Linked DNA regions of Mus musculus: region 2 is linked to region 1. Evidence: chromatin loops called from intact Hi-C (ENCODE). Cell type or tissue: gastrocnemius. All regions are shown on one strand. Links, peaks and the distances in the headings refer to the core of each region. The heading gives the core; the rest is flanking DNA. Region 1 overlaps Gm11515 (a long non-coding RNA gene). Region 2 holds the start of Dlx3 (distal-less homeobox 3).

Evidence for each region. A loop is a pair of places that touch in the nucleus more often than their neighbours do. Peaks named below come from ENCODE experiments on the same cell type or tissue, not always from the same donor. Only the 100,000 strongest peaks of a DNase experiment are listed, where the experiment ranks them.
Region 2: it touches region 1 in a loop (2.4-fold over the local background); 3 of 42 quality-filtered maps call a loop at or near these places.

What each region holds. Positions count from the first base shown.
Region 1 is chr11:95,209,520-95,224,309 of GRCm38, reverse strand. The region is part of intron 1 of Gm11515 (a long non-coding RNA gene); the gene reads left to right. Among named protein-coding and RNA genes, the nearest start is that of Gm11515, 43 kb to the left of the region's middle. In gastrocnemius, for the core only: CTCF peaks have their summits at 7,911 (motif pointing right) and 10,526 (motif pointing right); a DNase peak (open chromatin) is centred at 4,900.
Region 2 is chr11:95,116,967-95,131,756 of GRCm38, reverse strand. It overlaps Dlx3 (distal-less homeobox 3), which reads right to left and starts at 11,640. Exons shown (of 3, transcript NM_010055.4): 1 at 11,111-11,640; 2 at 9,859-10,049; 3 at 6,461-8,348. The coding sequence starts at 11,435. The coding sequence ends at 8,001. In gastrocnemius, for the core only: no CTCF peak of the experiment used is centred there; DNase peaks (open chromatin) are centred at 3,186, 4,744, 5,105 and 6,093; H3K4me3 peaks cover 1,084 bases.

The DNA of each region.
Region 1 (14,790 bases), core at 3,955-11,954:
AGGCGCCAACCCCACCCACCGCCCTTTGAAGTCATCCTGCTGCACTCAAAGCCCAGCCCCAGTTCTAGGTCGCCTCCCCCATAAGGCTTGGGGGTCCTTTCGGGATAAAGCTGCTTTTGCCTAAGGGCAGTTGGGGGTGGTAAGGCAGGCCTAGGCCTGGCTGGAGCAGGGGCATCCTTTCCCATGCCACAGTCCCTTTGGAGCTTGTGGCTGGGGTCTGCCGGGATTGACAGGAGCCTAAGGGGAAAGAGATGAGCAAGGGGGAGGGGCTAAGAAATAGAGGGTTTAAAGTCAGGAGCCTAGCGAGATGGGGAGGGGGTGGGCTGGCCAGAGAGATGAACCTTTATGGAGGTAGATTCTCCTGAATCGCCCCCCCCCCCCCCCACACACACACAAGCTTGCCGTCCGCACACGCAGGTTGCTATGTTTCAACCCCAGTCTTCTCCAGCGTGCTCTTCACACTGTCTTTCTTCGTGGCTCCGCAGATGGATTTGAATCTTAAGCGACACCAAAGGACCTTCGCAGCTTTAGGAGGAGTCCCAGCACCGCCCCTGGAATTTCGCCCTGCTGTCTCTGTGCACTGCAGGTTGGCTTAGCACAAAAGCCACCTGACTCCACCCACCGCTCTTGGCACGTGCGGGAGTCCCAGTCCCTAACCTAGTCCTGGCCCGCCGCCACGTCCCGAGGGGAGCGACCTCTAATCCCCGGGGCTCCTCGGAAAACCATTAGGCAGCGGGACCGCGCCCCGCGGGTCCCACCCGGCCATTTGGGAGCCCGCTCCCGCCGCCCCCACTTCTGTCCCTCTCCATCGTCGCCGGATATCTACCGCAGCGACTGTCTGCTCGAACCCGGGACCGCAAGGCTGGCCTCTAGCCTGCCGTGCCTGTCCGGCGAGGCCAGGAGCGTTGGGTCCACGCCTTGGCTCTCTGTCACTGGCTGCCCTTGCCCTGCCAGTTTTGTGCTAGACTCTTTATTCGCCCCCAACCCCAACCCGCGTGGCCGGCCTGGAGGAAGTGTCCAGAAGCCCAGTCTTTGATCACATTGGCACGACCCAACTCCCAGAGGTTGTTAGATAACCCTTGACCTTGACTCTCTGAGGATGTTTACCCAACTGTAAATTGGTGAATTAGGGTGTTGACTGAAGTTGGCTTAGGAAGTGTGGGGATCTTACTGTGTAGTCAAATTCAGGAACCCAGATCTCCACATCAGGTCCTCCAGAATACTTAGGACCATCTGTAGCCTTTGTCCACATAATTCCTGGGAAGGAGAGACAGCCACCAGTGACTTCCCTGCTTCGAAGGTTCCAGAGGACAGGCACAAGGGTATCTGCCTCTGCCGGGGGGCGGGGAGGAAAGCCCCCAGAGTGGGCATTAGACTTGTGGAGTGAGTGGGGAGATCCCCCCACCCAGAACTCTCCATTGAGAGGACTCAAGGCTTGAGGATCTGAGAGGATCTGCCTCCTCTTCCTTTAATCAGCAGCTTGGGTGGGGGCTCCCCCCAAGCCCCAAGCCCGTGTGAAGCGAGAAGGGACAGCACCTCCTTCATGGTGCCAATGGTCTCACTCTAGGGGCGGATGTGATCTGCCTGGAGCAGATTAAGTCTTGACAGTTGCTGAGCAGGCTGAATTTTTGGAGCGAACACGGTGAAGTAGATCATCTTCTAATCAAGACGGATGACAGATGCAGCAGAAATATCTATCGCATGAAGCAATCTTTGAAAGTTTTGCTGAATCTTGCTTTTTCTCCTGGTGAAATTCCAGTCTTTATCAGTCAAGCCCGTTCTCACTTATTGTCACTTATCCGTTGCCCGTGACTGTGCAAAAGCCCTGTGCAGGAATCAGCTGGCTTCCTTTCCATACCTCACCTATACGTTTCTTCAGGATCAGTTCGGGGTCACGGTGCTTGGGAGCTACACAGGGAAGGAGGGAGGGTCTTGAGGCCCTGAGCAAAAGAGCAAGACCCTCATCTCAAAAAGCCAGGGCTAGAGATGTAGCCCACTGATGAAACACCTGTGTAGCATGCAAAATGTCCTGGGTAAAAGAAAAGAGGTTAATTTAGGGAATATTTATCAAATATCTACTGTGTGCCAGGCTTTATTCTAGACACCAGGGGCTGTGGATCCAGTAAGAACAACAACAACAACAACAACAACTTCAAATAGGGTTGCTGTTCTCGTGAGCAGATATTCTAGTGAGAAAAAGAAGAAAACAACCAAGAAAATATAGCCAAGAATATTACACACACATACACACACACACTTTTTTTTTTGAGACAGGGTTTTTTCTGTGCAGCCCTGGCTAGTCTGGAACACACTCTGTTAAACCAACCTGGCCTGGAACTCACGGAGATCCACCTGACTTTACCTTCCTAGTGTTGGGACTAAGCCAGGTATACATTTATGACCTCAGCATTTGGATAGCTGAAGCAGAGGAATTCAAAGTTTAAGGCCAGTTTAGACTACACAGGGAGACCCTATGTCAAGAATGACTAAACTATTAAATGTCGTTGTGGTTATTGTTATTGTCGTTATTATTATTATTATTATTATTATTATTATTATTATTATTGACAAGGTTTCACATATTCCAGGCTGGCCTCAAATGCACTATGTAGTCAATGATGACCTTGAACTTCTGATGCTCCTGCCCCTGTCTTAGGAGCTCAGGGTTACAGATGTGTACCACCACCACATTCAGCTCATACAGTGACGGAGAGCAAACCCATGGCCTTATGCATGCCAGGCTAACACTGTAAGAATGGAATCACATCCCCAGCCTCAAAAAACATCGCTAACCTAGTCCTGTCCTGCTGCCTGTCAAATAGAGACGTAAACTCCAAAACAAGGTCTTACATTAGGTGCTGTCTTATGCGTAGCCCTGACCCCTGGCACCAGGCAGACCATGTAGTAATTAAACAGTAAATATCTATAGAAAAAACTGGCAGAATATTAGGTGTGTGGAGAGTCTGATTTTCTAAGGAAGCCCAGAGTCTCTAGGAGATTGAGTTGCTTGCTGTGGGAGGGATCTTTCTAGACCTGAGTTGAACCCCGTAAGTTTACAGAGGAGGACACCGAGGTGCGGAGTGATGGCAGATGAGGAAAGATGCTGTGTGGGCAGGTGGAAGGTGTGCCACCCTCTTTCTCGGTCCTCCCCAGGATTGGAAATGCCACGGGTTCATCTCCGCGCAGGAACAAAGGTTTGGATCATCTGGAAATGGGAACACAGAGGTGTGTTCGAAGCTGTGGTTATCCACACGGTGGAGAAACCTGAGAATCATGAGGCCTGTTGGGAGTCAGGAATGGGAGTGTTGATCTTAGAGAGAGGTCCAGTTACTGATGGAAGAAATGATGGTCAGGTCTGTCCCAAGGAAAGTTACTATAACTTCCCTCCGTATCTCCCACCCACCTGTCCACTCTGTCTACCCAGCTCTTCTCTCTGTTCAAGTCTCAGTTATAAACCCGCGGTATAGACCAGGAGACTTCTAAACAACGTGATGTACCTAAGGGGTTTTCAAGAAAGAAAAAAAAATCAGCATAGAAATTATTTTAGAGGACTCTCTTTTTATTAAAGCACATTTGGAAATAACATAAAAGGTATTCATAATATACTTATATATAAAATATTTATATATAAAGTATGCATAAATATACTTTCATAGTAAAGATAAGATAGAAGGCCTGGGGATGTACCTTACTTGGTAGAGTGCTTGCCTCTTAGGCATGAAGCACTGGGTTCAAGTTCTGGTAATGAATAGACTGGGCACAGTTTAGTGTATGCCCATAATTTCAGCACTAGGAGATAGAGGCAGGAAGATCAGGTGTTTAAGGCCACTGGGTATGATGGTACATGCCTTTGATCCCAGCACTCAGGAGGCAGGATATTTGTGAATTTGAAGCTAGCCTGGTCTACATAGAGAGTTCCAGGACAGCTAGGGCTATGTAGAGAGAGCCTGTCTGAAAAAAGCATATTCATTTAATACCAGCACTTGCAGGGCAGAGGCAGGCAGATCTTTGTGAGTTTGAGGCCAGCCTGGTCTACAGAGTGAGTTCCAGGATAACCAGGACTACACAGAGAAACCCTGTCTTGCAAAACCAAAATAAATATATATATAGATAGATGGATAGATAGACAGACAGACAGATAGATAGATAAAGATGGCACAGTGGGGGACAGTGTCTGCTGCCAAGTCTGATGATCCTCCAACCCACATGGTAGAAGAAGAGAATTAACTCCTGCAAACTGGCCTTTTTAATTCTTTTTAATTAATTAATTAATTTATTGCATATGAGTACACTGTAGCTGTCTTCAGACACACCAGAAAAGGGCATCTTATTCCATTACAGATGGTTGTGAGCTACCATGTGGTTGCTGGGACTTAAACTCAGGACCTCTGGAAGAGCAGAGGTCTTAACCACTAAACTGCCTCTCCAGCCCCCGCAAACTGCCCTTTGACCTCCACATTTGTACTGTCCCACATGTATGACTCCCCCATTCAAATAAATGCATAAATAAATGTAAACAGACAGATGGCAGGTAAAACACACACCTGTAATAAAAGCTAGGCAATCATGGGCCCAGGTATACCTTCCTTCACCCTCTCCTCAATGCCTGCTCGGAGAGGTGGCCCAGGCTGAACTCTGAGAACAACTGTTTGCCAGTAGTCCACTGTATTCCATTTTCTTGGGACAGGGGTCACTCCGGAATGAGGATGTTAACCTCAGAGCCAGAGCCCTGGCAAAGATTCTGGGCAGCGCCCCTGGCATCAAGCTGGTAGCGCCTGCCTTGGGTCGGAGCAGCAGGAGGGCGTGCTGGTTTCTAGGGAAAGCTCTTTGGAGCTTAGCACTTCCCCAGTGGCTGCGGAAGGGGATGACTGTGTGACCACAGGCTTGGGAGGTGGCAGGTTTCGGCAAGAGGAGGCCTGAGCTGCTGGCACCAGCCGGCCCTGGCACCCGATGCTCTGCCCAAGGCCTGGTGCAGAGTACCAGCCTAGAGAGAGGTGGCAGGGTGCCATAGGGGTGGCTCAAAGAAGCACTCCTGACGAGGAGGAGGTCACAGGTTGCCAGCAGGGCAGGGACAATAAGAGGGTCAGTCCTGGAGACAGTCAGTCGCCATCACCAGCCTTTCTGGGTGGAACCAGACTATCTGCCATCCCTGGGTCTTCGTGAGAATGGCTATGGGAGACTTACTAATGGCTCCTGGGAAAGGCCAGGGGTGGGGGGCAATCAGAATGAAAAGAGAGGAGGGACCCCGGGGGCAGTGGGACAGTGTTCAAGCTTTATATGGAACATCTAAAGGAGGGTCCTGCTTTGCGTGTTGGGCAAAACCCTGGTCTTATGATAGTCATGCTCACTGATGTCTCAGGAAGCACAAGCCCCACTCTGTGATCTTCACTCAAGACTAGCTCACTTCGTCCTCACAATAAACACAGCAGGTTGGAATTTTGGCTGTTGCCCACCTGGTGCGAAGGCACTCAGACATGGAAAGGTGAAGTGGTTCCCCTTGGGCTGGGAAGACGCCTCAGTAATAAAGTGCTTGCTGCCCAAGCGTAAGGACCCGAGTCTGGTCTCCAGCACCTGCTTAAAAGCTAGGTGTGCCTGTCTGTAATCCCAGCTCTGGGAGGTAACAGTAAGTGGATACTTACTGGCCAGCCAGCCTCGCCTAAGTGGCCAGCTAAAGGTTCAGTGGGGGACCCTGTCTCAGACAAGATAGCTCAGGGAGTAAAAGTCACGTGCCACCAAGTCTGACAACCTGAGTTCCGTTCCCGGAGCTTGCACAGTGTAAGAAGGAAACTAACTCTCATAATTTATAGAGCCATGGGATGCTCTATCTGTGCACACGGGTGTGTGCAAATACCCCACATACCCCAAAGTAATAAATAATTAAGTGTGGTGAACAAAAGAGCTGCCACAGACCTTTAATCTCAGGACTCAGGAAACAGGTGGAGGGTAGGTGGACCCTGTCTCAAAAAAATGAGGTGGTAGATAGGGCTGGCAAGATGACTCAGCAGATAAAGACTCTTGTCACATAATCCCAAGAACCCCAGGCCAGTCTCTGGAACACACATAAAGGTGGAAAGAAACAGCTGACTCCACAAAGTTGTCCCCTAGCCTCTGCTAACACAGTGTGGCTCACAGGCCTCTCTCCAGACCCCAGAAAACATACACACAATAATGATAAATAATGAATGAATAAATAGGTAGGTTGGTAGAAACTGACAGGGAAAGAAACAGACCTCTCCCAGTCCTCATAAAAACATACACAGTAAGAAAGAAAGAAAGAAAGAAAGAAAGAAAGAAAGAGAGAGAGAGAGAGAGAGAGAGAGAGAGAGAGAGAGAGAGAGAGAGAGAGAGAAAGGAAGGAAGAGAGAGAGGAAGGAAGGAAGGAAGAGAGAGAGAGAGAAAGGAAGGAAGGAAGAGAGAGGAAGGAAAGAAGGAAGGAAGAAAGAAAGAGAAAGAAAGAAAGAAAGAAAGAGAGAAAGAAAGAGAGAAAGAAAAAGAAGGGAGGGAGGGAAGGAGGAAGGGAGGGAGGGAAACTGACAGGGAAAGACACCCAAGATTAGCTTCTGGCCTCCACATTTGTACAAACATCCACACACAACTTAACAGAGTCCCTGCACTGTTGGAGGGCACCTATTCCTGGTGTCTGAGGATCTGTAATGAAAGCAGACAAAACATAAACAGAAGTTCCTTTAAGGCCAGGCAGTGGTGGCTCATGCCTTTTATCCTAGCACTTGGGAGGCAGAGGCAGGTGGATTTCTGAGTTCGAGGCCAGCCTGGTTTACAGAGTGAGTTCCAGGACAGCCAGGGCTACATAGTAATGGCTTGTTTTTGTTTGTTTGTTTGTTTCTCGAAAACAAAAACCCAAACAAACAAAAAAGAAGTTCCTTTAAAGTCTTTCTGTGTGCATGCATGCACGCATTTGAAACAGAGTCCCATACTGGCCTTGAACTTGTTAGGTAGCCAAGATTCAAGGCTGCTCTCGAACTCATGAACCTCCTGCCTCCACCTCACAAGTACAGGGATAGGCTTTTGCTGCCATACCAGCTTCTTCACCTGCCTCCTTCCCCCTCCTTCCTCCTTCTCCTTTTCCTCCTTCCTCCTCCTCTCTCCTCATGCTCCACTTTCTTCTTTTGACAGTGGTCAGGCTGATCTTGAACTTCAGCCCTTCTGCTTTAAGCCTTCTGAGTGCTGGGTCAGACATATCCAGTGTGCTCACTACTTACTGAACTAGCTGGTCCCTCTGTGCTTGGCCTGTATGAGTTTCTGTCGCTCTCATAGTCATCTCAAGTACATTTCCTACTTCACAAAGGAGGAAACGGGTGTCCAGAGAGATTACACACCTCACGGTGCCCTAAAACTAGGTGGCAGTCACAGAGCAAGTCAGTGGCAGAACTAGAATCCAGACCCAGGTCATGGTGACTTTTGGGCCTGAGAAAGAAGCCCATTAGTGAAGGTGGGTCCACACATCAGCTAGAAACTGGTGTGCAACTCATAGGTAAAGGTGTTTCTAATAGACATGCAGAGGAGATGGCATGGCGGTGAAAATCTGTAATCCCATGTGCTCTGGCAGTGTGGATCTCTGTGAGTTCAAGGTATTCTGGTCTACAGAGTAAGTTCCAGGACAGCCAGGGTTACACAGTAACGCCTTGTTTTTGTTTGTTTTCAGAAAAAAAAAAAAATCAGTAAAAAAAAACCCAGGTGGGGCTGAGGCAGGAGGATTGCCATGAGGTCAGCCTGGGCTACAGAATGAGATCCTGTCTCCCCAAACTGAAAACATATAGATAAATAAAAATCGGGAGGACAGAGGGGGGAGGGGAAGACAGAGAAAATAAGGGGAAAGCTTAGCCTTTCATGGAGTTCCTCTTGTCTGTGCTTGACTGTCTGGATCCAGTTTATGGCCCTGCCAAGAGGGGGCGCTCTGTTACCCAGGGAGAACTAGATAGGAGCACAGGCAAGTGCCTGGATTTAGGGTAGCAGCAACATGTCACTGGGGTTAGGGTGGGTTTATCCTAGGAGCTGAGGATAGCCTTGAACCCTTGATACTGTTGCCCGACTCTCCCAAATGTGCCACAACATCTGCCTGGGATGTTTCCCTTCTAGAGAACACAAGTCAGTATTGGGTGACAGAGTATGTCAGCCATGCTGTCTCTGTCCCCAGCCTTTTCTCCCATAGTCCTGGCTTCTTCCCCTCGGGCTGGATTCTTCCCTCGAGAGCAGTGAGTCCTACCTGGCCTGGTCAGAGGGTCTCGCACACCAGGTGTCTTCCCACTATCCCAGAAGCCGGACGACACTTCACTCCCAGCAGCCCACGGGGGTGGAATGCTCTAAAGGAAGAGCAGAGGGTAACAGGACCAGCCTGCCAGAGCTTTGGGCTGGAGTGAAAGGTGAACTGGGAAAGTCCTGAATGGCTTCACCCTGAGGTAGGGGGCAGCAGGAATGAAGGACGGGACCAGAAAAATGAAAGGTGTTTTCTTCTCAGGCGCTAGCTTGCCTGGAGCCCTGAGGCTACCTTAGCCCTAGTCTGTGCCTTTTCCCCAGGTACAGGGTGGAGGGTAGGGTGGGAGCAGGACTCGGCCTCACTCTCCTTAGCCTAAGACTTCTGAGTCTCTGACTCTATCCTCAAGGGTCAATAGCCCCAGTCTGGCCACTTCCCAGCAGTCTCCTCCCCGAGAGTAGGCTCATCTCATCGTACCCCTTTCTTAGACCCTGGATCCCAGAATTCATTCTTAAATTCTTGTGACACTGCTGGATCTGCTGGCTTTCTCTGCATCCCAGCTCTCCACGCATATCTGTCGGGGCTTCCGGGCCTCAGGTTGTTTAGGTTAGGAGGGAGGTCAGGGAACCAGAGGGTGACAGAAGGTGACAGAGGGTGGGCCACAGCACCTAGGCCCTCGGCCTGCCAAGCACCCCTTCCTGGTATAAAACAGGAAGATGCTATAAGGGGCAAGGCCATTCACACCCTGCCTGTCTCTGTGTTTCTTGTCTGCTCTGTGAGAGGGGGAGGAGAGGTGTTCTGTGCCATAGCAGACTTCCTGTCACGGTCTGAGCTATCAGCATGGATTTTTTTCATTTTTATCGTTTTAGCTTTTTTTTTTTTCCCCCACCCATCAAGTCCAGGGCTTCACACATACTGGACAAGAGCTGCGGCAGGCAGGGAGCGACACTGTCTGCCACAGCATGGGTTTCTGGTGCAAGGATTCAATGGGTAAGCTAGGCATGGTGGCACTCTCTTAGAATCCCAGTTCTTTATGAGGCTGAGGTGCAAAAGGCTATGAGTTCAAGGCAAACCTGGGCTGAACCCTTAGTGTAGGGTTGGCTAATGCGCTCTTTTGCTCCTTCACCAGTCTGTGAGCTTGTGTCTTGAAGGGCCCTGAAAAAACCTGCTGCCCCAAAGACATGACCTGGCCTTGCCCTAAAGCATCCCAGTGTCTCTCCCAGAAAACATCTCTGCTCCTCCCAAGGTCGTTCTAATTCTCTAGTTCCCACCTCTGCTGCCTGGTTGCAGAGAGCAGATGCCCCGGCTCTCTTCTCCTCAGGATCCTTAAACAGTGTGACATCAGCACCCAGAGCTGGGGGCGGGGTGGGGTGGGGGGCTGACAGTGACAGAGGAGAGGCAAGCCCGAGCCAGTTCCTGTGTCTCCAGAGGGGAAGGGCTCAGCACCTTTCCCCACAGCTTGGCTGTCAGCTGGCCAGCCCCAGCTCCAGAGCAAAAGTGTTTCCATGCAGGAGGGAGGGAACCCCACTCAGTGAGAGAAAGATGAAGCTGGTCCCCCCACGTGTCAGTGAACAAATTGGGCCAATTTGGTGTGATTAGTGAAGAATTCACATCTGGCCAGCAGAGGCCTCCCCCAGCCCGGCCCAGCCTGGCTCCTGCTCCCCATTACAAGCCATTTTCTCTGACGGCTCCATTTGTCTCTGGAGTGGGGGATTTGACAGCTCCCTGGCCAGCCTGGGGGGCCTGGCTGTGAGGGAGAGGCCCAAGGCCAGGCTGCTTGCCCACCGTGAGACCTGAAGCCGAGCAATGCCACATTCCCCACGGGTCCAGACACCTGTCTGTCTCATCTCCGTGCTGCACGCAAAGCACTCACAGCCAAACCTAGGGTGTACTTTCCCTAAGCTCTGCTGCCCAGGTCTCCCTTGGGTCACAGTTTTCTCTCTTTGCACTGCAAATAGTTACGTCTTAAGATGGACAGAACCTTGTGTGTAGAAGAGGCAAGGGTCTGGTGTTTTCTGAAAGAAAGCAGCTGGGTATGCAGAGGGAGGGCTTGCTCCCACATCCCCACCCCTCCTGCACCCACACCCCTCCCATAATGCCTCAGATGCGGCCACTCCTCGGGAATGCCTGCAGAAGGCTGCTGCACAGCTGGAAGGCTCACCCCAGAAATGGCTTCAAGGTAGTACAGGGGTGTGGCCTTCAAAGTCTTGGGTCTTCCTCCCCCAGCAGTGACCCCAGGTTGCCTGTGTCAAAGCCAATTTGGCGCTGTTTAAAGGAGTCCGACCTAGGGGTCACCTGAGCAAATCTCCTCCTTGAGGAATTACCACCAGATGGCAACCTGGGGCTTGCCTCCTCTAAGGTGCTGCCTGGTTGGCCAGGAGTCTCCAGGCTCTGCTCTGTGTTCCCCGCACAGATGTGTGGGCCTGTACGGTCTACATGTATATATGTGTAGTGTGTCTGTGGTAAGGTATGTATGCATTCATGTATGTACATTTATGTGTGTGTGTGTTTACACACATACAGATTGACCCAGGACAACAGTTCCTGGATGAGAAGTCTCACTGGATAATGGAGGAAAGAGGCCCTAGGCCTCTATACATCAGAGGGTGAGCAGCTTCGTTGGGATGGGAGCAGTGTGAGCATTTGGGGTCTCCAGTGTTTTCCACTGTCGTGTGGATGTTACAGAAGACCGAGCAGAGTGGACCGACATCTACACCCTGAACCTTCTCCAGGCTTCAGACTGCCTAGAGAAGTCAGCCGCTACCCCAGCTCACTTCAGAATGAACAGCTGTCTAGGATGTGGATGTGAGACTTTATGTATGAAAGCTCGGGCGGTCTTAAGCAATCTGGGATAGCTGGTCACTGTCCCCTAAACCCAAGCCTCAGAAGCCAGGCAGAGGGATGGAGGGAAACCTGTTTTTTGCCTTGCTGCCTGTTTAAGAATTTTTTAAAATTACATTTATTTATTATGAGTTATTATGCACACACATGTGGAGGTTAGAGGACAGCTTGCGGGACTTGGTTCTCTCTTGTGCCGTGTGGCCCAGGGATCAGACTCAGGCTGTCAGGTTTCGGTGGCAGGCATTTCTACCTGCTGGTGTCTGCCTGGATCTCACTCAGTCCTTTTGTGGATGTAGCCTGGTGCTTTGTTTTTCTTCCTAGGTCCACAGCTGTCTTTGTTTTTTCAGGGTAATGCCTGGGATGATGGGATGATGGGATGATGGAAGGATGCTCTTACTTGGGCCTGGGTGGTTTATCTCATTCAGAGAACCACAGCTTGGGGTGGACCCTAGTGGCCAGATTGCCCTGCCCCCTCCCCAGGGCACCGACCACGACCACCCACCTCTAATTAGCAGATGCACTTACAGAACACCCACTGTTTGGCTGCTGGAGCTATTATCCCATTTTAGAGATGGGATAACGGAGGTGGAGTCAGAGGTTGCAGGGCTGAGGCAGGGGAGAGGGAAGAAGGAGGGTCTTCTGGCTGTCGACCCCTGCCTGAGAGTTCCCTGCTCTGAAAAAGCAGTCTGCTTTCCTTTCTTTCTCTCTTTCTTTCTTTCTTTCTTTCTTTCTTTCTTTCTTTCTTTCTTTCTTTCTTTCTTTCTATTTATGTATTTATTGACACGGGGTCTCTCATATAACCCAAGTCAGGCTCAAACTCACTCTTGTAGCCAAGGCTAACCTTGAATAACTGATCCTTCTGCCTCCATCCTAAATGCTGGTATTACAAGCATATGCCACGCAGGCCTGGGTGAACAGCTCTTTTCTTGAGACTAGGAGTAAGTTCTGTCCACAGCATCTGGCTATCTGCTGGTCCTTCTGGGAAGCCTATTCTGAACTCCACTCCCCAGACAGTAAGATGAGGAGGAAGAGGAGGAGGAGGAAAGAGAGGAGGAAGAGGAGGAAGAAAATGAGGAAGAAGAGGACGAGGAGGAGGAGGTCACCTTGGCAGAATAGCAAAGGCAGAGAGATCTTCAGAAAAATGTAGACATTAAACCCAACTTCAGCCTTTGTTTATAGCGGCCTCCAGGGAAGAAAAATGGAGGGGAGGGGACTTAAACACGGTTTGAAAAGAGAACCTTGATCCTGCAGCCTCACCTGCCTCTCTCCACAGCTTCTCTGAAGTTTGTCTCTGCATGGACACAGGACCCTTAGACACTACCCGGAGAGATGGCGAGCTGGGCCTAGCTGGGCCTATCAGTGGAGCCAGACAGGAAGCAGGGTTTCAAAGAATCCATTTCTTCCAGTTTACTGTGGGTCTGAGGACACTCAAGTGTGAATCCAGAGCCTCAAGCAGGCTAGGTGGGTGCTCTACTGCTGAGACCAGAAGTTGTCAATCACAGATCTGGGACACTTGGCCCCCTTTTCTAGAGTGCTTCCATGGACGAGATGACCACAAGGGATTTTGGGCTCCCAGGAGAAGGCCTGGAAATCTGTAGGACCTGGTCCTGAGCCTGGAGCTGGACTTCCTAGAGCGCTCCATTGTAGAAGCTGTACTGCTCAGCCCCTCTGCATTCCTGATGTTCCTGGGGAGGCCCCTGGCCCCAGTGGTGAACTAAGGTATATCCTCCCAGGACACCTTGGATTCCAATGTGGAACCCAGTCTCACCCAGTTTCTCCTGGAGGAGAAGCCTTGGGAGGGGTACCCCCGCCTGTTTACACCCTGTTGAAGTTTGCTTCAAGCCTAAGGCAACTTCCTGTTTGCACCAACAGGTCCAGAAGAGATCAAAGGCCAGGGCTGGTGAGTTCAGGGGCCAGGAATTGAGGATGGCCATCCAGCCACGGTGTCATGGGAGGGTGGAAGCTTAGGAAGGACACTGGGAACAGCGCCCATCCCAGGGCCCTGGGCCTAGGCCTGGCTGGATTGATCTTGTGGCGACATCTCATTAGGAAGCCCTGAACTTCCGGCCATGCCTTGTCTCTCCTGGATCTGGGAGAGAGCACTGCCACCTTTTGAGCTCTGGCAGTGTCCTGGCTCTTCCAGACGTCCTGATCTCTCTCCTTTCACAGATCCCCTTCAGGCCCAGGGTTTCAGCAACAAGGGCACACACACACACACACACACACACACACACACACACACACACACACGCCCCAGCCCCAGTCCCCAACACACACACACTCCACCGTAGACCAGCCCCCTGCCCCTCCTCTGCGGCGGGCGTGGCCGTGGGGCTGTCACTCACTGGGAGGAATGCAGACGGCAGGGCTGCCCTGTGGTCACGTCTCCGCCCCACAGGCGAGGTAGGCGCCCAGGTACCCAGCCTGTGGGCCTTGGGAGCCCGCCAAGCTGCTGATGAAAGGCGCTGCCAGATTAACCCTTTCTTGCCCGCACCCCCTCACTGCCGCCGGCTGCTGGGTGGTCGCTGACCTGGAGGTGCACCAGGCATGGAGCCTGAATGGGCAGGCTAGGAGAGGCTTCAGCGTGCTGGAGTTGGGGAATCCCAGTGGCCGCAGATCCCCTTCCCACCCCACCTCCTCGATACCTCCACCCCGGTGCACACTTCTGCTCTGGGAACAGGCATCCCAGTAACAGAAGGACTCTCCATTAAGCACAGCTGAAGAGAACACAGGCAGAGTCCAGAAAGCTTTACATCCAGTTTCATTTTAAGAGCAGAGTCAGGTCAGCTGTTAGAGTATAGTAAACGCCAATGGGCTTTCAGTCCTGTGTCCCCCACCCCTATCCCTAGGGTAGGGAATGACAGCCTGGATTGGAGGCTGGGGCTGCCAGCTCTAGCAACCTCTATTCTGCCCCCAAGTGGAATCTCAGGCAGATACCTAGGCTGTACACTAAAAGGGAGAGAGATTCTAGTGTGGGGTGGGAGTGTTGGGTTCCTGCTATCCTGGCTCTGCCATCTTCCTGAGAAACAACCCCCTGGCCCCAGACCCCAGGCCAGTTTGGGGAACTCTGAGAGCTAGGTTTAGGCGCTGCTGTCTTTCTGTGTCCTGTCTTTGTCAGCATTTGCCACCTAAACTTTGGCAACTTGAGCATTTACTGAGTTGTGAACTCTGTGTGTGTGCTGGGTGTGTGTGTGTGTGTGTGTGTGTGTGTGTGTGTGTGTGCGCGCGTGTGTGTGTGTGTGTTGGAGTGAGAGTATTCTGGGGCCCTGGGGCGTTCTCCTGATTTCTGGGTCTGGGCGATGTGTCCCTCCTCGATGAGGAAGGCTAGACCTTTGATTTTGAGGTTCTCATCCCTAGCCTATGTCCTGAAGCCTGGTCTTATTGGACAAGTTGCTAGACCCAGCACACTGCCAGGAGGAGCCATGCTCACGGTCCACACCCCATCCAAAAGCCTCCTCTCTTATTGTTCTGTTTAGAGTTCTAAGCATCCAGGGGCCAAGGGGAGAAGCATTTTGTTCTGACTTGTGCACTGGAGTATGTGGTGGGCAGGTGAAGAGAGCAAAGCTCTTGGGGCTAAACCTGCTGAACCTCAAGTTCAGTTTCCCCCCAACCTCTGCTCCACCCCCTACCTGCCAGAGAATCTTCCACAGATCAGATCTCATTGTTAACCCTCACTGAGGTGGGCTATGGCTTGAGCGTTCCATCTCTTCTAAGCCTCTCTGTCAACAAGGGGCAGG
Region 2 (14,790 bases), core at 2,859-10,858, 91 kb after region 1:
GTTTCGTTTTTGTTTTTCTCCAGACAATATTTCTCTGCGTAGCTTTGGCTGTCTTGGATCTCAGGCTGTAGACCAGGCTGGCCTTGAACTCATGCCGATCCTCCTGCTGGAATCAAAGACACCACCACCACCCAGCTTTTATTTATTTTATTTGTTTATTTATTTATTTATTTATTTTAACATTGGTTGGTTTCAGGAATCAAACTCATTTCCTTGTGCAGTCAGCACTTGATCCACCAAGTCATTTCACCAGCCACAGAAAGAGGAATTCTACCGGAGACCACCTCCCACAGACAAGGAAGGCCCGCCCACCTTCGAACATCCAACTGAGGGTCCTAAGACCTCCCTGGGTCAGCAGTGTCCGAATTGCCCGTAGTTGACTAAAGGGAAAAGTGGTAGCAGTCTGCCGGGCTCTCATCCTGGTGACAAGCTTTGTAGCAAGCCGTTCACATGTGCGAGCTATATCCCACTTCATCTCCTCAGCAGCTCTCTGAGAGGCATGATTGGCTGCGTTTTATAGCAGAGTGAAAGTCGAGTTCAGAGAGGGCAGGTGGCTGACCTGGGGTTACACAGCCTCAGCTATCTCACCTATAAGATGGAATCATAATGGCACTGGCCTCGCCAGTTGGTTATCAGGATTCACTAAGACGGGACTCAGGAAAGCCCTTGGCGCAGAAGCTGTGTGCCTGGCACATAGTAGGTCCTCAGCAGGTATCTTGCCACCCTAGAACTTTGGAGAAGTTTCTTCTGCTCCCTTCCACCCAGCCTGCCTTCCTGCTCCCTCGGGCCTCCGCACTCCTCCAGCTGCCCCTGCCCCCTGGACTGAGGACGCCCCACCCTTCCCCGTGTCTCCCATTGGTGATTCCTGAGCTCAGGGTACAACTGACTGGCCCCAGGGGTGGGTGTGGGACTGTGCCACACGCGTCGCATGACGTGGCTGGGTGCCCTCGGTGTGGCGCACAGGGAAGCTTGTGCTGTTGCTGTTTGCCAGGTGCGAGGTGAACTGCCTGAGGTGGGGTGGGGGTGGGGGACGCCCCTCCCTCATGCAGCTGATCCTCCAGGGTGTGGAGCCTCCAGCTTACTCAGCAAACACTTCCAGCCCTGAACTAATTTGTCCTGGGAGACAACCCAGGAATTTGGGCCCACAGGCCCTGCCTGTTGGTTCTCCTTCTCAGGCTGCCCCCTCCCCGAATGCTCCCCAGCACCTCCTCACCTTGAGCAGAGAGCAGCCCCTTCCTGAATGCCTCCTGAATCTCTGAGCATCCTAGACTCTCCTGGGACTCAGCACATCATGCCCCCCCCCCAAGTTCCCAGGTGTTTTCTGAAACACTCCAGCTTTCTGGGTGATTGACAGTTCTGGCAGTCACTTCCTGCTCTCTAGGGGAACTCTTAGTTTGGTCAGGGGTTGAGCATCCATGATGGGCAGTCTATCCAGAGGTAGCCTGGTACAGGTAGAGAGGCCCCAGCCCTCAGCCTTCTCTGCCTCTCATTTTCTGTGTGACCTCAGGTAAGTGGCATGGTCTCTCTGTGCCAACTTCCTGATGATTAAAGGACAGCAGTCTAGAGAGGACGCAGTCAGTCTTTTCCTCAGTTTCACAGGACAGTGACCATAAGCTGGGACTCCCTCCTGTCATCCCCCTAACCCCTCAATAGCTTGCCTGGCTGGAGACGGTCCTCACTCCCTCAGCTAATTACTGCGAGTGAACTGTGTGCAGGGTCCCACGAGCCCTCGGGCTCTTTTTGTCCTCATGTCCACGATGTTCACAGAGCATCCCGATATTCCAGCTGGGGTATGGCGAGGAACCCAAGACCCTGCCCAGGTGTCTACCCACTGGAGTTCTTTCCCCTGCCCAGTCTCTAAGGATGTGTACAAGACACATCCCCAGTCCCTCTCCTTCCAGGGTGAGAAAAACCACAGCGAAGCGTGGGCATACGCTCTGAACTGGGACGGGGTTCTGGAGGCACCGTGCTGGCTCTGGAACGGAGCAAGAAGAGGCAGAAGAGGCCTAGACAGAATTGCTGACTTGGTGTGAGGAACATGTCTGAGAGACAAAGGAGAAAGCCTGATGGGGCGCAGAGGTAGAAATTCAGGGAGCACCTCCTTGGAAAAGCTTGCCCTGGCTTCCTTTACTTCCTGACCCACACACTTCCCACAGCTTCCCACTTTCTCCTCCTGCTCCTCTCCCCCCACAGCGGTGCTCCCCAAACCTACTGCCCTCCTCCTCAGGGCCTAGGAAACTCATCTCCAAGCACTTTTTGGCTTTTGAGCCTACCGGTCCCAGGCTGTTGGGTGCTGTAAACAGCTTATTACAGTGATTAACGCTGCAATTAAAGCTGGAAAAACAGAGGCCATGTGCTGGCTGCTGGTCCCCCGCACCCCTCCCTCAGCCCCAACACACCAGTGTCTTCTCCCCTTCCCCTCTGATCCTCTCTGGGCTTAGTTGATCCATCCAGGGCCCTCATGGAGTGGCTCAATAGTAAGAATCCTTGCTCCACGACGCAGAGCAGCCCCATTTCATTCACTGGGTGCCAGTCTGTGTGGGGGCTTTGCAGGAGCGGGGAGTGAGTTGTATTGGTGGTAGGCTGCCACAGGGATGGCATATGGAGGCGGAATTGGAGGGCTCTCTAAGGTCTCCCAGAACCTAGGACCACCACCACCACCACCCCCCCCCCACACGGGGACGGGATTATGACAATCCTTCTCATCCACTTCCCTAAGAGTTGTCTCCTCTATCCAGAGTGACAGGGTTTTTCTTCTCTAAGCTCAAAGTGTCAGGGCAAGCATTGGCCCACCAGAGAGGCTAGAAACAGCCAGTAATGAGCTCAACATCCAGGAAGGACCCAAGGATCTTCTAACTCTGGTCCTTCCCTCCTCAGCATCAGCCTGACAGATGTCAGGATGCCGCCCGCCCTCTGCTTCTCTCATATGCTTTTCTCCTTTCCATCCCACCGGGGAGGCACTGCAGGTGTGTAGGGGGTCCTAGGGGGTACTGCTCAAGCCCATGTCTTTGCTGGGCACGCGTCTATCTATCATTCAAGACGTTGTTCGAATAACCCACCCTCTACTGCAGCCTTTCAAGACGTCCTTCCCCTCTTCTGCCCCAGCTTCCCCAGCTCCATCTGCTTCTGGTCCTGGCGGTCTCAGCTCAGAGTCCACAGTGCCTCCACAGGCTGTGGCCATCTGTGCCTGCTGTTCAGCTCAGGAGACAGAGGCCGACCTTCTTAAAGGCACGCAGAGTTGATGGCTCAGCCAGTGTGCCAATGCGGAGATGACCAGTCAGCCGATGCTAAGCACACAGTTAGGTCCAAGGCTGAAGGGAGAGCATGGTAAAGAGCTGGCTCACCAGCAGCCAAGCGTTGGGTACCTTGTTAGCATTTTATTCCAACCATCCCACTGCATCTACCCACAGCTCTGTTGGTTGGTAGGATCAGCCCTCTATTACAGGTGGGGAGGAGACCTAAGTTCAGAAAGGTTAAGTGACTTGGCCAAGGTCACACAGCCAGTAAAGTCAGGAAGGCTGGATCCAGAGTGAGTGGACATTCTGACCGGTGTTAAGCTTTTTGTAGGACTTGCCCAGAGGAAGTCTTGGCTCTCTCTCTCCTCAGACCTCTCCTGGGAAGAAGCCTGCTACAGGGCCTATCACGTGAGCTGGGCGGCTGAAGCCGCAGTGACTCCTTTTCTGACTGACCCTGCCTGTGCTTTACCTTTGACCTGGAACAGAAAGTCTAACAAGAGTCTCCATCTTCTTCCATCTTCTTGGAGACGGAGGTTCAAACCTGAGCTCTCTGTCTTGGATTTGCTGTGTGACCCCCAACAGTCCCTCAGACCCCCAACAGACCCCCAATAGTCCCTATAGCCTCAACTTTTCTTTGTTTGTTTCTGGTTTTTCTGAGACATGGCTTCTCTGTATAGCCCTGGCTGTCTTAGAGCTCACTTTGTAAACCAGGCTGGTTTCGAACTCACAGAGATACCAGTCTCTGCCTCCTGAGTGCTGATATTAAAGGCGTGCGCCATCACCTGGCTTTTTTTCTCCCTCCTTTCCCTCTCCCCCTTTTTTGTTTTTGTTCTTGTTTGCTTGTGTGTTTAGGGCAGGTTTTTACTGTGTAGCCTAGGATAGCTGTGAATTTATTTTGTAGCTCAGACTGGCCTTGAATTTAGTCCAGACTGACCCTAAATTCTCATAAATAAATAAATAAATAAATAAATAAATAAATAAATAAATAAATAAATAAAAATTAGCCAACCTCTTGTTATAGCTTTCAGATTGCTGGAAATTACAGATCTGAACCTTCCTCCTTCTTCTGTCTTTCTCTTCCTTCCTTCCTTCCTTCCTTCCTTTCTCTTTCTTTCTTTCCTTTTTTTCTTTTTCTTCTTTTTCTTTTTTCTTTTTTTTTTGTGTGAGCTAGGGAATCTAAGGCCTCACGTATGCTAAGCATAAACTCTATGGCAGCTGGAGCCTCAGTTTTCTCATCTGAAAAATGGGCACTATCACACTCACCTGCCAAGCTTTCATTCACTAGTAATTTACCAAATGCCACCTGTTATATAATATTAAAACTTGGAAAGCAGTGACCTTCAGGCAGAAGGGGGTTCCTTAGCCTGCCCCTTCTCTGAAGATCTTCAGGAGACAACATGTGTAGTTGAGCAGCACCTGGAGGAAGGTGGGCTCTATAGTCCCATCTTGGCATGCTGCCAGGCCCCTCCCCCAAGCTCTTGTCCGCAGGGGCCCCTCATCAGGGTGGGTGAAGGGCAAGCTGACCCCAGGCCTAGAGGTGGGCCCGGAGGTGAGGAGAGGAGGAAGGGGAGGTCAGGGGTGGGGCTGACCCCGAGGGAGGTCACCTGGGCAGTTAATCCAGCCTGACAGAGCAAGGATGAGCTGGGAGGAATTAGGCCCTTACAACACCCTTTCATCCGTCACCGCCTGCCTGCTCGCCCAGCCTCCCTCCTTCCTTCCCCTCTCTGCCCTTTTCTCCTCTCTCCCTCCCTTTGCTGGCAGCCCAGCCCTAATAAAATGCAGTGTCTCCAGCGAGTCTGCCCGGCTGCCGCCTCGCTGCTCCTGCCTGCACGCAGCCCTCAAACCAAAAGCTCAGGGCAGCCCCGCCTGGCAGCTGCCAGCTTAACCCTTGCCAGCCCGAGCCGGGGAGCATGGGCGTGGCCTGCTCCCCCCAACCTCTCTGGCTGGCTTACAGGGTGGGTGAGGCCTTCCGCCAAGAGATGACGACCAGGGTGGGGGCTGAGGGCTTGTCCTGACGACCTGGCTTCTGTGTGTCGAGTTCTGGGAGCCAGGCTCATCCTGTCTTATCTTTAATGTGTCTCAGCCATATATCCTCCCCTTCTCCCCCACCCATCTCCATCAGACAGGACAACACTAAGACCTGACTGGAGGTTCCAGGCTGAGCTGGGTCACAGTGGCTGCTGAGTGTTGTCAGTGGTTTTGTAAACAAAGATGCTTCTGAGCACGTTTGTGTGTGTGTGTGTGTGTGTGTGTGTGTGTGTGTGTGTGTGTGTGTCTTACGATGGGGAAACCTGGTGTATTCTTGCACTTGTGTAGCAGAGGTCTCTTTTTGGTTTCTTGCTACATTAGTGTGATATTCTCAGGTGTCTGTGTGTAAGGTGTGTCATTTTCCTCAACGGGTGACAATTTTCTTCAAGAGGGTCTGCACATATATGTGACAAGAGATGTCACTGTCTGTCTCTGTCTGACAGAAGGTGCATAATGCGGTTGTGTATCAATGCCATCTCCTGGAAAACACACACACACACACACACACACATACACTCACACACTTGTCCTCTCAGAAACTTTGGAGTCAGGATCTGGAAGAAGGGGTCAGCACTTCTAGCACTGCACTTCCAGACAGTCTGTGACAGCATCTAGAAGATTCTGAGTCAGGGCCACACCCTTCCCCAGAAGGCAAACACAGACCCCCTCCCCCTATCCCACTGCTTCCCAAGCCCGGCCTGAGGTCCCACCAGCTATAGGAACAGTTCCTCCTGTCTGCTCGTCCCATCCTCTCCCAAGCTGACATGGATAGATGGGTGCACGAGGGGCTGGGAGTGCCTGGGCGTAGAGGCAGGGGGTTCTCCCCTCATGTGCAAGCATGCCTGTCGTTGTGTGAGCTCAAGATCAAAGAGCAGCCCCGAGGTGACCTGGCAGCTGCAGTGGTGGTGGCAGAGGACAGCTGGCTGACAGAGAACGCCAAGCCACCAAGCAGAGTGGAGCCAGGGAGGCCCTGGTTGGGAGCCTCCCACCCAGGCCTGCTCACAGTGTGGGCAGCCACAGGGTCAGGAGCACCTGCCCCCTCCCTCCCAACCCAGCATCCCAACAGTGGTTTCTACCCTGACCTTGTCTTTCTCAGTAGCCCCTAGAAGCTCAGAGGTCTCTTCCACTAACACCTCGCCCCAAACTCCAGGCCTCCCTTCAAGAGCTGTCTGCCGCTAGTTCAAAGAGTACTGTGGTTATTTTCTTCTTCTTCTTTTTTTTTAATTTTTATTAACATTATATATAAAGACTGGTCCAGTAAGAAAGCAGAAATGAGAAGGCTGGGGAGGGGTGGGAGCTGGCTTCAGTCCTGTCCCTTTGGGGTGGGACTCGGAGACCCACCACGTCTGTCTCTTCTTACTCCTTCACTTCCCACGAAACCCAAATCCAGCAGGAGCCCACATCCCTCTTTCGACTTGCAACACAGGGAGATTGGTCCAGGAGGAACAGGGTCACATAAATAGGAAACCACAAGGGAGGGGACCTGCTTCTCTTGGTTGCTCTTAAAAAAAAAAAAAAAAAAGAAACAACAACAACAAAAAAAAACCATACTATATATATATAACTACAGTCTGTCACCTCTCCTTTCTTCGATGTTTTACCACATCAGGGGGCAGAAGAAAGTTAGCTTTGGGGGATGCCTGGGCCAGGGAGAGGCACTGGTACCAGCCGTCCAAGCTGACAGCCTTACCCCTAAGGCACTGAGTTCTAGGCCTCCTCTTGTCTCCTGGATCCTCACTTGAATCCTGCAGCAGAACGGACAACCTGTTTCCAAAGCTGCCACGAAGGGGGTGTCTGAGTGGGGGGTGTCTTGCCTGGTCTATCTCTGTAGAGAGTTGGGGTTTGAGCCCGTCCCCCAAGACTGCAAACTTACTGGGAGAAAAACAAAACAAAACAAAACGAAGGGGTGAGCAGGGTCAGGGCAGAGCAGAGCTGCCCGCCCAGAGAGGAGTGGATTTGGTCCTAACTGTTAACAATGCCCATTGTCGTCCTAGGTTTCAACAGCTTTTAAAACCAGACTTGTGCAAAGTCCTGTACATGGAAGGAGAAACAGGTCCTTGGAAAAGGACATGGGCAATCCTTTTCCCCAGGGAAGGGGCGGAGGGATGGCTCCTTTAAGTCTTCCCTTGGAAGCCCTGGATATCAAAGGTTCCCTCATTTGGGGGAGTTTTCTTTGGTTTGGACCCTCAAATCCTAATGAGGGCTGGAGAACAGTGGGGACTAGGTCAGCCCCCCCCCATCTTGAGGATCAGCCATGATGTAATGTCCAATGTCTTTTAAAGAGTGGCTCAAGAATGTATAGTTGCCCCTTGGTGCTTTAGGTCTGGCTGTGCTGGAATCCGTGGCGCCTGGTGCCCCAGCACAGGTGGACCTGCAAACACTCTGGCTCCCATTTTGGAGGTCTCTACTGTGTTTGAAAAGCTGGAAAGCGATGAGCCATCTAGAGGCAATCCGGGTTCCTGGAGCAGAGAGCATGTGCTGTCCCCACTGGGGTAGAACTCCTCGCCGTCTGGAGGGCACCCCAGTCTAAGCAAGGGGAGGGAGATTGGGGGGCATCCTCGGTCCATGCATTTGTCATCTGGAGGTTGTTGGGTCCCTGGAAGAAGGGACAAGGGAGAGGGAAGGGAGTCTTTCCCCCTGTGCCCCTCAATGATTCCTGAGTGTCGCTAGGACAGGGCACCTTCTGCCTGGTCCTGGAGGGGGTCCTTCGTGGAGGGGCGCAGGCCAGGTGGGTACTCAGTACACAGCCCCAGGGTTAGGCGGGGGCCCAGGGGAGGCATGGTGCAGGGTAGCCGGCTGAGGAGGCTGCTGCTGTAAGTGGGGTCCACTGAGGTTCTGTGTGTGGTACCAGGAGTTGGTGGGGTCGTCCAGGTAGTTGGGGGAGGCACTGTATGGGAGCGGTGGGGGCAGCGGATTGCGGGCAGGGGCTGGCGTGGAATGGGAAGATGTGTCCCAGAGTGCTGGTGACGGCGGTGAGTTGCAGGCCATGGAGTCACTGTTGTTGGGGCTGTGTTCCAGCGGCACCTCCCCATTCTTATAGAGCTTTTTGAACTTGGAGCGGCGGTTCTGGAACCAGATTTTCACCTGGACAGAAGAAGAAAGGAGCAGCCCCGTCAGCCTCTCAGCATGCCTAAAGGAGACCCCATGGGGAGCCCAGCCTGGACAAGGCAAAGCATTACCCAGCCTCCTGAGGGGAAAAACGAGGCAAAACCCCAGGGCCCTCACACCCAAGCTAGCATCTTTCTTTCCAGTTGGGAAAAAACTCTGTGGCTTAGAATATTCTACTGCCACTGCTGAAGTGCGACCTTACGCCGGTTACTTAACCTCTCTGGCCTCACCTTCCTCTCACTGCAAAATGAAGGCCATGCTAACACCATCATTTGTCTCAAAGGGTCAATATTGGGCTCAAGAAAGTTAAGACACAAGACAACTTAAACGGTCTGTTATACAGCAAGCGCTCAATCAAAGGCGTCCTAAGTGGGAACCGGGCAGTTTGTGATATTTTGCCCACGTTAGAGGCCCTTAGCCAAAGTTCACCGATACACTGGGATAAACACACACCCACACAGGTATCTCTTTCCTCGGCAACATACCCACTCAGCCTCACACAGCCGCCAGACAGTAAAGCTATAAACGCATGCAGATAACACCCAGATAAACACCCACGACATAAACACTCAGGCATGGAGGGGCTCCTAGACTCTGGCTGGGTATGAAGGGTGACCTAGGAACTCAGGGGCAGGTGAACCACAATTCCAGAGTCCCTAAATTTCCCGTGGGGTATCTCCCCCTCCCCTGCTTCTCTCCACTCCATGACTGGTACAAACAATGATTCAGCGCCTCACCAGGTGACCCAGATTCCCGATGGACCAGGCCCCACACAGCCCAGCCACAACCAAAGCCAGCCTGTCAACACCTGTAGGGAGCTCAGCACCCGACATTCCTCCCCAAGAGCAGCAAGGCTGCTTGGGGTTTAGGGACAGGTAAGAGGGTGGAGATGGACTCCCACTTTCTGATTTCTACATCCTTTTAGTGGAGAACCTATCCACTTGGCTACTGGCAAAGGCATTTGGGTGGGAAGCAGGATCATGATGTTTCTATACAAGCATACTTTGTGTGTGTGTTCACACACGCGTGCGTTGTCTAGTGTCTCATCACAGATACTGGCCTTCTGTTTGCAAAATGACCCTTAAAGGACCTCATTCCTTATGTGAATATTCCCTGGAATGTCACATGCATGCCCCACACGTACATACTTAGTCTGGGAGAGAGACAACAGGATCTCCTATGTCCTAAACGTTGCTAAGGGTCTTGGGAGCTGGGAGTTCTGGGGTACAGGGGAGGGCATCTCTCTGTGACACGCCATACACAGTTGCAAAAGTTCACAAAGATGCACACTGCACCCTTCTATGCTCCCTACTGTAACCCTTTCTCTGAAAGCTGAGACTCAAGTCACTGGAAGGGCAGGCAAGAGTTCCTGCAGCGAGCTGCCGGGCAGGGGCAGGGCAAAGGGGTGCTTCATGGGCCAGCCAGGCTCAGGGGTACCTAGGGAATCCCAGATCCCTCCTGAGACCCTGGAGCGTTCAGTACCAACCTGTGTTTGTGTGAGGCCCAGCTGTGCAGCTAGCTCGGCGCGCTCAGGCAAGGCCAGATACTGGGCTTTCTGGAAACGGCGCTGCAGGGCAGCCAGCTGATAGCTGGAGTAGATCGTTCGCGGCTTTCGGACCTTTTTGGGCTTGCCGTTCACCATGCGAACCTCGGCTTCCGGCTCCTCTTTCACCGACACTGTAGGGGAAAAACACCAGTTTAGTCTCAGCCTGCGACCACCGCGTTCTCCAAGATTTCCCACCGTCGGACGCCGCACCCTCCGGCCCACTGATCTCCCCGGGACTTCTTGGAGGAGCGTAGTGCCGCCCGCGCCCGGGGAGGAACCGCAGCGACCCAGCCGGACCGGCGGCCGCCCACGACGCGGCGCTCCCAGCTCGGCACCCGGGGCCTCGGAGCGCCGACTCCGGCGCCAGCAACCGACTGGGCGAGGACCGCGCGGCTCGCTCACGACGCCTTCCCGGCTCAGCCACTCTTCTCTGGTGACCCACCTAGCCGCGGTGGCGTCTCCCACTTCTTGTCCCCCCTCCTCCCCATCTCCTTTTAATACGCTTTCTAGTTCAGGATCATTTGTTTCAGGAAAAAATTTGCAAGGACAGTACAAGCGTTTTCTCTGTCTCTTTTCCCTTTCTCTCTGTTTTCTTTTTCTTCCTTCCCTCTTCTTTCCTCCTTTTTCTTTCTTTCCTCCCCGCCCTTTCTTCATTTCCTCTGTTGCTTTCTGCTGTGCGCTTTATCTTACCGCCCCCCCCACATTTCTTTCTCGCCGTCCCCACTTCTCTCTCCGCATCTCTACTTCCCAGTCTCTCCTCCATTTCTGGGACTTCTTTGGGTCTTTCTCCACAAGCCTTTCACTACTCCGGGTTTCCCCTGACGGCATCCAAAAGAAGGGCCCTGGAACCTCCAGTCCTCGCTGACTCCCCTCCAGCTCTCGGCGACCGTCTTTCGTCTCCGGCTCAAGTGCCAGCGGGATGGCAGCATTGAAGGCCCCCATGATCACTCAGAAGGAGCTCCCGGTGGCTCCAGCTGCCCTGGAATCTCCAAGAGACCGCGGCGCACAGTGCGCGCCTCTTCGGAGTGTCGTTCACCCCTCTGGAGGTCATCTAACCCGGTCTCCTCTAATCTCCAACGCTTCCATTTCTTAACCTCGAGTTTCCCTAGATTTCAGCTCCTATTCCCAGACTTCCTCTTGCTTGGGAACCTTAGAGTCCCTCGCACCCTCTCCACAACCCGGGCATCCTCACCTGGGTCCTGGGCAGGCAAAGGCTGCTCCCGGTACGCTCCGTACTGCCTATAGGATCCCCCGTAGGTATATTCCGACTTGGGCGAGTAAGCGCCGGTGCCTGCGAGCCCATTGAGATTGAACTGGTGGTGGTAGGTGTAGGGGTTCACCGTCTGGCCGTAGGGCTGGCCCGAGTAGTAGTCATGCTGAGGAGCGCTGTAATAGCCCAGGTCAGTGACTGTAGATTCGGGCAGGGTGGGCGAGTCCTTGGAGCCCGCATGGCAGCTGAGCGAGCTGGAGATGTCGGTGAGGATGCTGCTGAGCTTGCGATCGAAGGAGCCGCTCATGCTGGCGAGCGCCGCAACACCCCGGGCCTCCTCCGAGGAGCGCCGAACGGGCGGAGGAGCCCAGGTGGGGGTGTGTGTCCAGAGGGCGAGGGCAGGACGCGGTCGCGTCTGGGGGAGGGGGTGGCCGAGGGGCGCTTAGACCATCGCCGGCTGTCGGTCAGTCGCTGCGTGCCTCTCTCCGCGTCCCAAGCCACAGTCAAATGCTGCCAGCTCCGCCCGGCCAGCCGGTTATAGACTCAATGTTGGAGTCGCCGAGGGAGGCTCCTGCGCGCTGATTGGCTGCAAGTCTTGCCTTCGAGGCAAAACACGCTCGCGCTTTCTCACTGGCTCCCCCAACCCTCTCAACCCTCTTTGTTGTTACCCCTAATACACACACACACACACACACACACACACACACACACACACACACTCCCCCCAGCGCCACTGTGTTCCTCCTATGCTCTACCTCCGATAAATCCCCCAAATGTGCGGAGGGGTTGGCTGTGCGGAGCCCCCAGGATCTACTAATCGGTCTGTTTTAGTGGCCAGGGGTGGGCTTAGGTGAGATGAGGAAGGAGGGGAATTTACCCATTGGGTGTTTGTGGAAGGAGGTGGTCCTTAATGATGTATGTGTGGTCTATGCAAATGACAGACAGAAAGTGGCAAAGACCCAGGGTCCATGAAAATATTTTGATCACTTTTAAAATTGGAAAAAAAGGTTGGACTATATAAATATATTATATTTTTGTTTTGTTTTGTTTTGTTTTTTGTTGTTTTTTTTCGAGACAGGGTTTCTCCGTATGGCCCTGGCTTAATATGTTATCTTAATGACACTGCAGATGTGAAATATAAAATTTTAAATTCTGAAGGAAGAGTCTCACCAAGCAAGAACACCTTGGGCCTGCAAGTCCCTACTGGAGCAAGGCTGTATGGATTTAGGGGCTGCTTTAGAAGACAGAGGTACCCCCAGCTATATGTGTGCCCTTTCATGAATGGAAGAGCCACGAGGCAGTCAGTCCCTATGAGGCTGGCTTTCTGTGTTCTTCAGGAAGTCTGGAGGCAGGGTCCACTCAGTCTGGGACAGCTCTTAGGAGCACAGACTTTGTTAGGGGTGAAAGATCTATGTTACATCTTCCGCAAAATACACAAAATACAGTGTGTGCAAGAGTGCCCGTGAGAACCTGTGTGCATGAGAGTGTGTCTCTGTATGTAGTGTGAGGCAGTGGAAGTGTAGGGTCCTGAATGACCGACCTGTGAGCTGGGTATGCCCAAATGTGCATAGATACATGCTCAGATCCATCTATCTCCAATAGACAGGAGCCATGTACTTCACTCAATTTCTTCTGTCCATGGAGGCCCCAATGAAGATGTTTCTCACCTTGGAGCAATCTCCAACCCCCCTAGTCTTGTCTGGCTCTCAAAGTCCAGTTCCCGGGTAATATTTACTGTTCTGGGTGCCAATCTCATTTCTCTATTGCATCTCCACTTCTGCTCCCAAACCTATCCTTGGAGGAAGGAGGCTTCTCCCAATTTTAATTCTTATTTCCCCCTCCATCCCCAGGCCTTCCCTACACACCTCGAACCTTCTATTTCCCCTGCCTTTGCCTAGCCAGGACACAGTGCCAGCGCACCACCTCGTGGTTTTCCGGAGTTCTGCAACTTGCCTTAAGGCTGCATTAAGGAGGAGGTAAGCAGGCAGACAGGAAAGGGGTCTCATTCTGCTTAGATTGTTTAGGGGCCGCAGTCAAATGTTTCGATGTTAAACTCAGACACAGGATGCTGAACCTGGAAAAACGTAGAGTTGGCTGGGCAGAGGACCTAGGTCGGGGAGCAGTGACAGGAGTAGGTGACCGCCTGGCCTGGGCCGCCCCAGGAGGCCGCCGCGTGGGAAAGGTGGGGGCGGGGGCGGGAGAGGGGAACGCTATCTGTCTGTCTATCTGAGCGTCCCCCCAGCTCCTATCGCCCGCCGCTGCGAGCTCGTGGCGGGACGAGTTGCCACCCGCTCTGGATGCCCTCTGTTCTTCTGCCAAGAGGGCGCCCAAGGAGCCCGGGGCGTTGGGGGCAGGAAGGGCATTGGGCTGCCGGTTCCCCTCCCAGGATGCAAGCGGGGGCGGCGGGGAGGGCCTGTTTTGGAGCCCCCAGCTGCCCACAGGGAAGGGACAGCGTCGGGCAAACCCTGTCTCGGGAGTTCGTTCATTCATTCATTTGGAGTAGCAGGTGATTCGGAGACGCCCCAGTCTCTCCTCACCCTACCTGGGCCTGGCTGGGTTGAGCACAGGAGCCTTGGGGTAATAGTGAGTTATTTTAGGGTAATTTCCAAGGTCTGTTGTGCTCTAGAAGCGGACTGAAATCACAACAGTAACGTAAAGAAACATTTAAGGCCGGGCATGGCAGCGTATGCCTTTAACACTAGTACTCGGGAGGCAAAGGGAAGTGGATGTCTGTGTGTTCGAGGCCAACCTGGTCTACAGAGCTAGTTCTAGGATAGCTAAGGTTACACAAAGAAACCCTGTCTCGGAGAAGGGGGTGGGGGAAGAATTATTTAAAAATTGTTTGTGTGACTAACACTTTGTTGCACAGTGTGCTGGAGACTGCCTACCCCATTCACCATAATCCTTCAGATACCTAAGATAGTCTTTGGGAAATGTTTGTTGAGTGACTAAATAAGAGGACCTGAATTCCCTTGACCCAGAGGCCAGGCTGAGGCTGAGGCACAGTTGATGGAAGGCCTGAAGCAGGCACAGGACTCATTCTCAATGGAAATGAGTTCAGAGTTGTTCCTGAAGGGTCCCTACGACCAGCAGGAAGCTCCCTTCCACCAACAGCTGGGTGAGAGCTGGGTGGAGAGGCAGCCAGAAGATGCAGCAGGACTGGTGTCACCCACTGGACCTCATCTGGTCCAGCAAGATGAGCAAGTGTCAGCTAGCCAGAGTCCTGCTCCTGAAGGAGGGGTGAAGCAAGGCAGCTGGTGACCTCTAGGAGGCTGGCAAGAGTGAAGGACGCTGGTTGGTGTCCAGGTCAAGGTCTGTTGCACGGAGAAGAGGTGCCTGCTGATGGCCCTGGTCCTTGGAGACAAGGTGTCAGGCCGAGTGGGCACTGTTCATAAGGAACCAGCAGAGGGATGACGCTCAGGAAAAGAATGGAACCAGGAGTGTAGGCAGGCTTGCTTTCTTCCTTGCCTGGGGAACTGGCGCCATCTAGTGGCCATAAGAAGGTCATGTCTGACTCTCCGGAAGGCTGGAAATCAGCCTCTTGTAGCAAACAGTTTAATGGTCCCCATAACTCTTTGGTTTCCAGCTCCTTCTCTGTTCTCCCATCTATGTTTGGTCAGTGACTTCTCTTTTTGGTTTTTCTGCTTTCAAGTTAAAAGAGC